2 separate regions of the Homo sapiens genome follow, and region 1 is linked to region 2. Evidence: chromatin contacts called from ENCODE Hi-C or POLR2A ChIA-PET data. All regions are on one chromosome and are shown on one strand. Each heading gives the region's core, a stretch centred on a gene start or an enhancer-like site at or near the end of the contact. The rest is flanking DNA. Distances are from core to core; before and after follow the strand shown.

Region 1 (6,001 bases), core at 2,859-5,358, 120 kb before region 2:
TGTTTTTAAGATATGAAATACTTCAAGCAAAATTACAGAAAACAATATACAATACACCCCCATAATTTAACTCAGACATCTTAGACTTAACAAGTGTTAACATTTTGCCATAATATTTGCTTTTTGGTTTTTTTGTTTTTGTTTGTTTTGTTTTGTTTTGTTTTGCTAATGTCCTCCCCAGAGCTAACCAAGTTCTAAAGTTAGCATTTATCTTTGTTTTCTTTTTTTAAAAAATTTTTTCTTAGATACCCTATTAACTGAGAAGTTAGTATGTATGTTTCTTGTTCCTGTTTTTTTGTTTTACAACCTAAGTTTATATTCATAATCCCATACAGTACTATTTTGTGTTTTTAAAACATCTACAAATGGTGTCATATATATTCATCTTGTCACTTGTTCTCTTGACATTGTATTTTGAGATGTGCCCATCTTGACACACATAGCTCTGGTCTATTTGTTTTTCCTGCATTACATGATTTGACTATGTGTGATCAATAATTATATGTCCTATGTAACATGGGATTACACATCCTATGTAACATGGAATTATACATCCTATGTAACATGGAATTTATCCTGGGATTTCTCACTTCTGAATTCTCACCAGGAAAACCATGGTGGTATGGTTTGGCTGTGTCCCTACCCAAATCTCATCTTGAATTGTAGTTCTCACAATCCCATGTGTCATGGGAGAGACCCAGTGGGAGGTAATTAAATCATGGGGGCAGGTTTTTCCTGTGCTGTTCTTATGATAGTGAACAAGTCTCATGAGATCTTATGGTTTTATAAAGGGCAGTTCCCCTGCACACGGTCTCTTGCATGCTGCCATGTAAAACGTGCCTTTGCTCCTCCTTCGCCTTTCACCATGATTGTGAGGCCTCACCAGCCATGTGGAACTGTGAATCCATTAAACCTCTTTTTCTTTATAAATTACCCAGTCTCAGGTATTTCCTCATAGCAGTATGTCTTTATTAACAGTATGAGAACGGACTAATACACAAGGCGACTCCTGTCTCACCTGGGCAGACACAGACACCTCCTGAGCAGAGAAAGAGCCACCTAGCAAGAAGTTGAACACATAAGTGAGCCCAGGACTTTGACTCCTCCACCACCACCCAGCTCTGTGATCAGAGCTGTGAGGGGCACATCTGGTATAGGGACAGTGCCTCATGGTTTTCATTTCAATTTCCCCTAATGCTGTTGAATGGCTGTGTTTTAGCACCAGTTAATCCTGTGGCAAGCGGTCCAGATACAAATGCCCATCCCCTGGGATGCTGGGAGCTCCCAGGCCACCATGAGACCTCTGTGAGGGCAGGCTGCAGGCCCAGGGCTGTCCCAGGACCCCCACTGTGCTCAGCATGAGTGGTGCCCACCACCCCTCCACGCTCAGTCCCTCACCTGTGATGGGCCAGCTGCTGGGTGACACCAGGTTCAGGCAGTACCAGGTGCTGAGAATTCCTCTGACCATCCATAGTGGCCCCTCTTGGGGCACAGATCCACTTGTAGTACCAGGAGTGGGCCTTCTTCTATAGTAAGCAATTGGGTGGAGCTGCCCATGCCAAAGGCCCATGCCAAAGGTGCTGTGCTGCCTCGCATGAGCTCTACTCCAAATCTGTCAGAGGAGGGGTGCTGCCCCATTGAATGGCTGGGGCTTCACAAAAAGGGGGAGTGTCTGCCTCTGCACCCAATGTGGCCTCCCCAGTGACTCATTATCAGGTCCTGTAACCCTGTCCCACCTCCCAGCTCGTGCTGGCAAGAGCCCCAAGGGAGGCTGCAGGTAGTTGGGCCCCAGGCTTCACCCCACCATCCAGAGAGGGCCACACTCAGGTTTCTCACCCTTCCCCCACTGTCCTGTGTCTGACATTGACCACAGCCCTGAGCGGTACCCCAGTGAGGCCCCAGCTTCACCCAGGTTTGATGCTGGAAGTGCTTGGTGGCCATCAAGAAGGCCAGGGGCAGTGGCTCATTCAATCTGCTCCTTTCCCTGACACACTGGAACCCCAGGACACCCTCCCTCCGCTGTGGGCCAGCGGAGGCCTGGGGGCTGAGGGTCCATCTGTCTGGCCACTTTCCATGGCTCTGTAGGGGCATGCAGCCCTCCATACAGGGCCCAGGTAGCACCTGGAGGACACAGAGGAAAGCCCAGAGGATCTTTGAGGGAGTGACTGAGCCTCAGGGAAGGGCCACACCACCCCCGGGCCGTGCACCCCCCATCTGCAACTCCCAGGTGGTGCCAGGGGGTCTGGGGGAGTGTTTGCTGCACAAATACACACAAAGATCACAGCCTCCCTCCTCAGGGCACACCCCACCCAGTTCCCCCCACATCCTCTGCCCCTGAGGCAGGTGGCAGCCATCCCGGGGGACCTCCCAGCAGGGCTGCAGGAGGTATGAGGGGCACCCCACTGGCTCCACCTGGGTTGCTGGCAGGACTCTGTACTCCAGGTTCAGGGATCCCCAGCCTGACCCTCTGGCCTGTGGCCAAACACCTCCTCGCTGAGCCTCCACCCCAGATTCCTCAGGCTGCCCCCCCATTCAGTGCCTGGCTCCAGTCTTCACTGTCAAAGCCCCAGGGGAGTGCCCTGGACTGAGAATAGCAGCTGCACCCACAGCTCCCCACCCTGTGCCAGGCACAGCCCAGCTCCTCACAAACCTTATCTCCTGGCACTGGGGCACAGCCAAGGCCTCTGCCTCCACTCTGGCCTTGGACTCCCCACCTTTGTTATCTGAGCCTGGACTCCTGCACCTGCACAGTTCCCCCCACCCCAACCCTGTGGCTGCTACTGCTGTGGGAGCCTGGCTAACATGAAGGCCTTGTCCATCCACCAGGCCTGACCGGGCAGGCTCTCTTCTTTCAGGAATTTTATGGGCAAGGGGAGGAGGGCCCCACTGGTGGTGCCACAGGGCAAGGAACAGGCCAAGGCGGTGGCAGTGACCAGGGCAGCGACCACTGGGTGTACCCTGCAGTGTGGCCTAGAAGGCTGAAGCGTTGCGGTCCCTGGGAGCCCTCGGAGCCCATGCGGACAAGCTTGACCACTTCTAGCCAGGGCCTCGGTGGCTGTTCCTCCCCTCGGGATCTCCATTTCATATATCAAATAAAGGTTTCGGTGGACGTGTCTAAGTGCCCTCCCAGCTTTTGGAAACACTGAGACTGAAACCCCGGGTGGTTCAAAAGACTCATGAGTGGCTCACAGGCCAGGAGCCAATGGCCAAATAATCACATTCCTCACAATCAAATGAAATTCTCCCAGCTGGCCTGTTGTAGATCTCGGGTCGAGATTCATGCACTGTAAACACTTGGTATCAACTGGCTGACGAGTTGCAGCCTGCACCGGAGAAGCAAGAGGGAATGGCTTCCATCTATCTTCCCAAAGCCAACTCAGAGGGTCTGTGCCGTGTCTCAACCCTGGCAGGCCCAGATTGAAGGCACGAGAACACGGATTTGCAGTCCCTTGTGATCAGGGTCCAGAATCAGCTCAGCAAGGTGGAGTGAGTCTCATGGGCCCCCAGCAATTGGCACAGGGGCTTGGGACCCAGGCCTCCAGGCTTCCCCGCACATTCCCGGCGCTGCCCCCTCCACACCACAGAGACCCGCGACCCCTGCCCCACTGCTCCTTCGGCCTCTTCTTCGCTGCCCCCCTGGACTCACGTAGCGTTTTGAAGGTGAATTCTGCTTACGGTGAATGCCATTTTGAGGTCGTCTGTGGACAGAGGCTTCTGTGGATCAGTGTAAACGACAGAAACGTGCCTGGCCAGTGCTGTACTTGCCATGCGTAACCAGAAAAAGGTTACAGGATGCAAAGGCTCAGTGATCACAGCTGAGACCCAACTCCTCCTTGGCAGGGATCAAGTTCAAACTTTTAACCTCCTCACCAGGCTCGGGTTTCCTCTCCCCTCCCCTCCTGCCCCTGAGGATGGGGGTCTCCAAAAAAACCTGAGTCCCTTCTTTCCTAGAAGTTCAAACTTGTGGTCCCAGGGAGTCCACAGCCTGAGGAATTCAGGGCAAGAAGGGATCACGTGCCCTTGTTTCACAGGTGACTAACAGCCTCCGGGAGCCCATCCAGGCTGAGAGCTGTCAGACATGAGTCAGTGGTTTCCTGCTGGACTGGGGAGGACACCTGCAGTCCCCACCCGCACCTGGCTGTTCCACACTGGCTGCTCCACAATGGCAGTGGACAGGTGGGTGGGGAGATGCAAGCCTTGGCCCCACCGTCACCTCACAGTGCTCGGTCCAAGATTCGCCCCTGAGCCCAAACACCCATCCCCCATCCCTCCCACCACCCCTCCATCTATTTACGCACACAGTGTGTGGTGGGAACCGGTGAGAGCAGCATTGCTGAAGCCATGAGAGGAAAGGGTTGGCAGCACCGATGTGCTGACTGTCCTCTGCCCTCACCCCACATCTGTCCTTCCCTGTCTTCCTGACACACTGCCCAGGTAGACCCTCCCTCACCTCCTCCTAATAAGCTCCCTGGGCTCTAAATCACTCTCCATATTGCCTGCCAGGGATCTTTCTAAAACACAAACCTTGGCTGGCATAGATGGTGGCTCACACCTATAATCCCAGCCCTTTGGGAGTGCAAGGCAGGGGGATTGCTTGAGGCCAGGAGTTCCAGACCAGCCTGGGCAACATAAGACCCTGTCTCTTTAAAAAAAAAAAAAGAAAGAAAAAGAAAAAAGAAAAACCCTGGACAGCATTTAACAAGTGCCCCTCCTGTTAAATACTGTCTAGATCCCTTGGAAGGGAACGGGAGGCTTCACAACTGGATCCAACTTGCCTGAGTCATCTCTGGCTCCTAGGAGACATTGATAAATGTTGATGAATGAATGGATGGATAAATGCATAGCACACCCCAGACTCTGGAGGGGCTCACACCCTAAAGATTGTACCACCTCCTAACATCAGGGATCCTGAGCCACAAGCAGGGCCAGCTGGAAAGGCCAGGCCCCAGCAGTAATGGGTAGGTACATGGACGTTGTCCTCTAGTCCTGGGTGCTGCCCCATAGCTCCTTCCAGTGGGGAATAGGCCTAGATCAGTATCCTTCCACCCAGGAGGGTCCTCAGGACTCTAGGGCCCTCAGTTCTTCAGGTCCTTCCTGGGCAGTCTACTGGGGGACCACCTCCCTGGAACAGGTCTCTGAGCCAGCGACCATGACTGCTTTTGGGGGCCCTGACACCAGCTCAGATACTTAGTTATGCAAAAGTGAGTTTCATGAGAGTTGGGCTGTAATATGGGACTGTGGCCTCTTCAGGTGCAGAGTGATTTTTTTCCAATGCTGAGCTAGAGGGCCCCTTGGGTCCTGCTCAATATTTCCCACCCCTGGGGCAGTCCTGGGGCCAAGAAGCTTCCTTAGAGAATGCAGATTCCTGACACTGTCTTCAGCAAGTATTTCTAGGACACCCCTCCCTCTTTGTCTGGGGCCCAGGGAGTGCAGGCCTCAGGGCTTTGATTGTAGTCACCAGCCAGGTAAACCCAATGGGAGACTCAGTTCTGAAGCTTCTGCAGTAGTTTGTAGCCAGCCAAGAAAGGCTATGCGGAAGCCTCATACGTGCTGATGGGAATGGCAAATTGACTGCTTTAGAAGGTACTTCAGCAGTTTCTTTAAAAGTTAAATATTTTCCCGGACGCGGTGGCACACGCGTGCAATCTCAGCTACTCAGGAGGCTGAGGCAGGAGAATCGCTTGAACCTGGGAGGCGGAGATTGCAGTGAGCCGAGATCGCGCCATTGCACTTCAACCTGGGTGACAGGGCGAGACTCCGTCTCAAAAAAAAAAAAAGTTCAATATTTCTATTCTGCTGTATTGGCCTAAAGAACAACAACAACAAAACATTAAACATATCTATTACATGACCCAGCCATTCCACTCCTATATACTGAATGATTGATTAATTGACTGACTGAGACAGGGTCTTGCTCTGCCGTCCAGGCTACAGTGCAGTGGTACAATCATAACTTACTGGCTACAGTGCAGTGGTACAATCATAACTTACTACAGCCTCG
Region 2 (5,672 bases), core at 2,770-5,269:
AGCATCCCTGCAGCCCTTGTGGAGGCTGATAAAGTTGGGGAACCGTGATGCAGTCCCAGGCCGGTGCAGGGGGTCCAGCAGGAGTGGCAGGGACTGATGGGGACTGAGGAAAGGCAGAGTCCAGTGACACCTAGGTCCCTGGCTTGGGTGACCAGGGATTCAGGAGGAGGAGAGGGTGTGGGGCCAGGATGGATGGCACCGTGGGCTCAGACCCCCCAAAGTGCCAGGGCAGGAGCTGGGCTGAGTCAGCAAGACAGTGGGTGGGAAAAGAGTGGCCCAACTGCTCCAGTCATGGAAAGTCTGGGTTACGCTTCTATAGGCTCCCCGACGGGGTGATCACACGTGGGTCCCCGGAGACTGGGCAAACACTCCAGAAGCTTGTCTTTATTGATTTTACATTCAGCACAATAGATGCACCTGGCAGCCTTGCCTAGGTGGAGCTCTGAGTCTGCTCTGAGACCCACTTGTGGCTCCCACAGGGGACCCAGGGTGGGCTTATTCAGATGGCTGTGGGTCTCGACTGGGCTGCATCTTGGAGTACATGAGGGACAGCGGTTAAAGCTTGGGCCAGACCCACACAGCCCCAGGGAGCTTCTCCAAAAGTCACAGGGACTGTCAGGGGAACTCTGATGGTTCTGGAAGTTGGTAAGACGCAGGCTGCGCTTGGATCCTCATTGCTGGGGGGTTTCTCCCGCGGTCAGTGGAGTGGAAGCACCAGGCTTGGTGTGATCCTGCAGGCTGGGGCCACAGTGACAGCCCGGTTGTGCATGGAGGGGGACCGCCCTCCCCTGCGGCCCTGCTGGCCACACTGCCCTCTGCTCCAGGAGTCTCTGGCCCCTTTGCTCTGCTGTTTTTTCCTGCTCTGTCCTTAGCTGGCAGGCACTCCATGACAAGTGGCCATGTTTGTGGCTCCTCTGACCCAGGGTCACCTGCCCTCTCATTCTAAAAACTGCCCTGGCTCCTGATGGGCTTCCGGCGGCCCCCGGTCAGGGTGGGCCCAGGCATCCTCTAGGATGCCCTGCCTGCTCCCTTTGCACCCACAAATCTGTAAGTCTCTGAAAACCAGGACCATTTTTCAAGCAATTGGGTTACAAGGTCAAGATGGTTAGTTAGGGGCAGTCATATCACCAAGCTATTCGCTCCAAGAGAACAGCATACATGGAGGAAGCGGTGTGCGGGGGCTGTCTCCCAGCCACCTGCTGAGCCTGCCAGCTCCAGCCTGGTTCTCAGAACTGTCCCACTCACACCAGGGGAAGCAGGAGTGGGATGAGCTGGGGCAAAGGCCCCATATCTGACCCACTCCCCTGAAGATCACTAAAAACAGTCCCCCTACTTTTGTCTCTGCAGGGTCTGCAGTAGGCCTCCGCATGGCCCACCGAGGTGAACCATGACCGGCTGGCCAACATTCGCCATTGACCAGCCGGAGTTGCATCTCGCCAGGAGGTGACCCCTCCTCCAGCTGCCCCCAACTCGCCCACCCTCGCCCAGGAAAGTGCCCGCAGCTGCCACGGACACCATGTAGTAGGGCCGGCTGCGGCGCCCAGTGAGCTGCGATGGTTTTGTACACGACCCCCTTTCCTAACAGCTGTCTGTCCGCCCTGCACTGTGTGTCCTGGGCCCTTATCTTTCCATGCTACTGGCTGGTGGACCGGCTCGCTGCCTCCTTCATACCCACCACCTACGAGAAGCGCCAGCGGGCAGACGACCCGTGCTGCCTGCAGCTGCTCTGCACTGCCCTCTTCACGCCCATCTACCTGGCCCTCCTGGTGGCCTCGCTGCCCTTTGCGTTTCTCGGCTTTCTCTTCTGGTCCCCACTGCAGTCGGCCCGCCGGCCCTACATCTATTCACGGCTGGAAGACAAGGGCCTGGCCGGTGGGGCAGCCCTGCTCAGTGAATGGAAGGGCACGGGGCCTGGCAAAAGCTTCTGCTTTGCCACTGCCAACGTCTGCCTCCTGCCCGACTCACTCGCCAGGGTCAACAACCTTTTTAACACCCAAGCGCGGGCCAAGGAGATCGGGCAGAGAATCCGCAATGGGGCCGCCCGGCCCCAGATCAAAATTTACATCGACTCCCCCACCAATACCTCCATCAGCGCCGCTAGCTTCAGCAGCCTGGTGTCACCACAGGGCGGCGATGGGGTGGCCCGGGCCGTCCCCGGGAGCATTAAGAGGACAGCCTCTGTGGAGTACAAGGGTGACGGTGGGCGGCACCCCGGTGACGAGGCTGCCAACGGCCCAGCCTCTGGGGACCCTGTCGACAGCAGCAGCCCGGAGGATGCCTGCATCGTGCGCATCGGTGGCGAGGAGGGCGGCCGGCCACCTGAAGCTGACGACCCTGTGCCTGGGGGCCAGGCCAGGAACGGAGCTGGCGGGGGCCCAAGGGGCCAGACGCCCAACCATAATCAGCAGGACGGGGATTCAGGGAGCCTGGGCAGCCCCTCGGCCTCCCGGGAGTCCCTGGTGAAGGGGCGAGCTGGGCCAGACACCAGTGCCAGCGGGGAGCCAGGTGCCAACAGCAAGCTCCTGTACAAGGCCTCGGTGGTGAAGAAGGCGGCTGCACGCAGGAGGCGGCACCCCGACGAGGCCTTCGACCATGAGGTCTCCGCCTTCTTCCCCGCCAACCTGGACTTCCTGTGCCTGCAGGAGGTGTTTGACAAGCGAGCAGCCACCAAATTGAAAGAGCAGCTGCACGGCTACTTCGAGTACATCCTGTACGACGTCGGGGTCTACGGCTGCCAGGGCTGCTGCAGCTTCAAGTGTCTCAACAGCGGCCTCCTCTTTGCCAGCCGCTACCCCATCATGGACGTGGCCTATCACTGTTACCCCAACAAGTGTAACGACGATGCCCTGGCCTCTAAGGGAGCTCTGTTTCTCAAGGTAGGAGACCTCGGCCCAGCCTGAGGACCACGTGCCAGCTGGTCCTAGAGCCATGTAGGCAGGGGGGCTGCAGCGGGGAGTCCTCATCGTCATGGGGGCTGGAGTGGGAGGTTGGAGTGGGAGGCAGACGCGGTCTTTCCTGGAGCCAAACAGCAGGGCCCTGGCTCGGGGACAGGGTCAAGACCAATGCAGGGATGAGCACCGAGGCTCTGGGCTCAGACAGACCCATCTGGGTGATCTGGGCCCGTTCCTCAGATCTCTGAGCCACCATTTCCCCAACTGTAAAGTGGAGAGAGGGTGGGAGTGGAACAGAGCAGTAAGGCCTGGGAAGGGTTCCGAGCTGGCGCAAGAGTGGCGGTGGTAGCCGTGGAGATGGTGGCAGTGATAAAGTGAGGAAGAACAGGAGGTAGGGGCCCTGTCGGTTCATAACGAGGCAGAGAGACCAGCCCAGACCAAGCGCATCAGGCAAGCAGACGGGACCCTCAGGTCTCCAGGCCGTGACACCGCCTGGCTCACTGAGGCCACTAGCTTCCCTGGCCTGGACACCCCTCCCTCCTGGCTGTCGTGCAGCTGCCCTGCCAGGCTGTCTGCCCACCAGCCATGGTTTCGCTTCCATAGTCACTAATTAAAGTGAATCATAATTATTTCTGCTAATTTGGATTCGATTGGAGGAGTTTTTAGGCTGTGGTAATTTGGTCATTACACATTATCTTCTACTGCGCCTGAGATGCTCAGAGTGTCGACTTTTGTTCTCTATCCAAAAGCCGCTCATGGTGCTTCCACGGTTTTCTGAAGTGTCATTTGGCCAGTGGATGCAGCACAGGGCTTTCTGCCCTGAGAGGCAGCAGCTGTTTCAGATGTGGGTTCTGTCCCTTTAGGGTGAGACATGAAAAAGTGGTGGCTTTGCAGGGAGGGCTGCGGTTCAGAGGCCTGCCTAGGGCAGGTTTCCTCACTTCCCAGTTCGCCTTCAGAAGCAACCACACTCCGCCTGCCCAGGGAAACACTGGTGCGCAACCTGGCGCCTGCCATGAGTGGCAGAGCTTGTCTTCAAGCCCTATGGGAGCCAGGGCAGGCAGCAAGGGCCCTGGCCCCCACTTCTGGTTCGTCCATGGCTCTTGTGTGGCTCTGCCAGGCCCAGAGTTTGGGTCCTCTGCTCTTCATTCACAGCAAGGGATGCTGAAATTGAAGCAACTCCTGACAGATAGATCCAACCTTCCCATTTTGGCATATGGTCCGTTGGTGTTCTGTTCCCTGGATATATTTTTGTCTCGACAGCTAGAGTGACTTTCTGGGGAGGAAGGGGATGTGTTGCCAGGTCCAGGGTGGGAGGATGTGCCCCTTACTCCCACCCCTCACTCCCACCCTACTACAGGTGGCTCAGAGGCCGGGCCCTCCCCCGCCCCCTACCCCAGCCCACTTCTGCACAGATCAATCCACACATCCTGTCCCCACCTCCCTCCTCTGTGGGGCACCCTCACTGTTCCCACTGAGCTCAACAGTGTCTGCCTGGGACAGCCCCTCCTCCCAGGTTCTGTCCTGAAAGTTCTTTTCATCTTCCTCTACCTCCTGGGTCTCAAACTGTAACCTGATCTATGACATTCAAAAATTTTTTGTATTGACCAATTTTTTTTTTTTTTTTTTGAGACGGAGTTTCACTCTTGTTGTCCAGGCTGGAGTGCAGTGGCACGATCTCGGCTCACCACAACCTCTGCCTCCCGGGTTCAAGCAATTCTCCTGCCATGGCCTCCCAAGTAGCTGGGATTACAGACATGCACCACCACGCCTGGCTAATTTTTTATTTTTAGTAGAGACGGAGTTTCACCGTGTTGGTCAGGGTGATCTCAAACTCCCGACCTCAGGTGATCTGCCCACCTCGGCCTCCCAAAGTGCTGGAATTACAGGCGTGAGCCACCATACCCAGCCTTGACCAATATGTTAAAATCAAGATATTTCACAGAAAACCCGGTTTGCAGGTTCTCTCAGCAGCCCCAGGCCTGCCACATTCCGTACCCCACGCGGCTGCAGTGAGCTGGAGCCGTGGTTGGCTGCCCCGCAGTGGGGTTTCCCAGCAACCATCATGACACCTGCCTGGGAGTGAGACTCTGCAGCTTCCATTTCTGCCCTTTCTGAGGCCCCTCTGCTTTGTCCTGGCCCAGACCTCTCCCCCCAGCCCTACATCTGGCTGCCTCCAGGACACATCCCCATTCACTCGCAAACCAGACTCAGCCTCTGCCCCGGGCTGCTCCTCTTCTGTGTTCTGCCATCCTGAAGCCAGAAGGACCACCTTGGCTGCTCTGTCCTGTGCCCGACCCATCCATTCCAGGCCCCTAGCTCACTTTCCAGATGGCCCTGGGTGCACCCCACATCTCCAGCTCCCTTGGCCCAGGCCCCCTCCTCTGCATCAGCCCTGCTGTGGTTTCAGCCACCCTCCTCGTCTGAGGCCAGGTGTGACTCCTCTTATGCCCTCCACTGCCTCAGGAAGTCTGAACGTCACCTTGTACCACCTCCCGCCCCCCTGCCCCCGCCACCCTTAGCTCCAGCTCTGCCCCAGCCACAACCCCGATGAGGGGCTCCTGTACCCCTGGCCCCTGCTTGTCTTGGTCCCACACTGGGTGTGGCCACACCACCTCATGGAGCTCCCTCAGCGGCCAGCCACACAATCCTCTCTTCCCTTCATGGGCTCCTCTGCCCTCGTGCCCAGGGTCTTGTCTGTCCATCAGACAGAGCACCAGGACAGCAGAGCTGTGGTGTGCCCAGCACACGCGGATCCCAGCGCGGAGAAGTGAAGTACGTGGG

What was found. A loop is a pair of places that touch in the nucleus more often than their neighbours do. ChIA-PET counts read pairs that join two places held with the same protein, here RNA polymerase II (POLR2A). Pooled maps may share reads with other maps.
Region 1: a pooled map shows a loop between it and region 2 (2.4-fold over the local background). The contact joins two enhancer-like sites. A Hi-C loop is called at or near these places in 6 of 168 maps with a recorded cell type or tissue (HL-60/S4, dorsolateral prefrontal cortex, heart right ventricle and 1 more), 4 of 37 single-sample maps with no recorded cell type and 10 of 50 pooled maps. POLR2A ChIA-PET finds 5 or more read pairs at or near these places in 4 of 52 experiments (Caco-2, OCI-LY7, Panc1 and 1 more).

The regions. Positions count from the first base shown.
Region 1 is chr16:68,489,303-68,495,303 of GRCh38, reverse strand. No RefSeq gene overlaps it. Among named protein-coding and RNA genes, the nearest start is that of SMPD3, 44 kb to the right of the region's middle. Within about 2 kb of position 4,108, at least 5 of the 41 ENCODE cell types and tissues checked have a DNase peak (open chromatin) inside an H3K27ac peak, as active enhancers do.
Region 2 is chr16:68,368,063-68,373,734 of GRCh38, reverse strand. It overlaps SMPD3 (sphingomyelin phosphodiesterase 3), which reads left to right. Exons shown (of 9, transcript NM_018667.4): 3 at 1,348-2,876. The coding sequence starts at 1,554. Among named protein-coding and RNA genes, the nearest start is that of PRMT7, 60 kb to the right of the region's middle. RefSeq lists enhancers at 3,860-4,049, 5,014-5,213, 5,640-5,672. Within about 2 kb of position 4,019, at least 2 of the 41 ENCODE cell types and tissues checked have a DNase peak (open chromatin) inside an H3K27ac peak, as active enhancers do.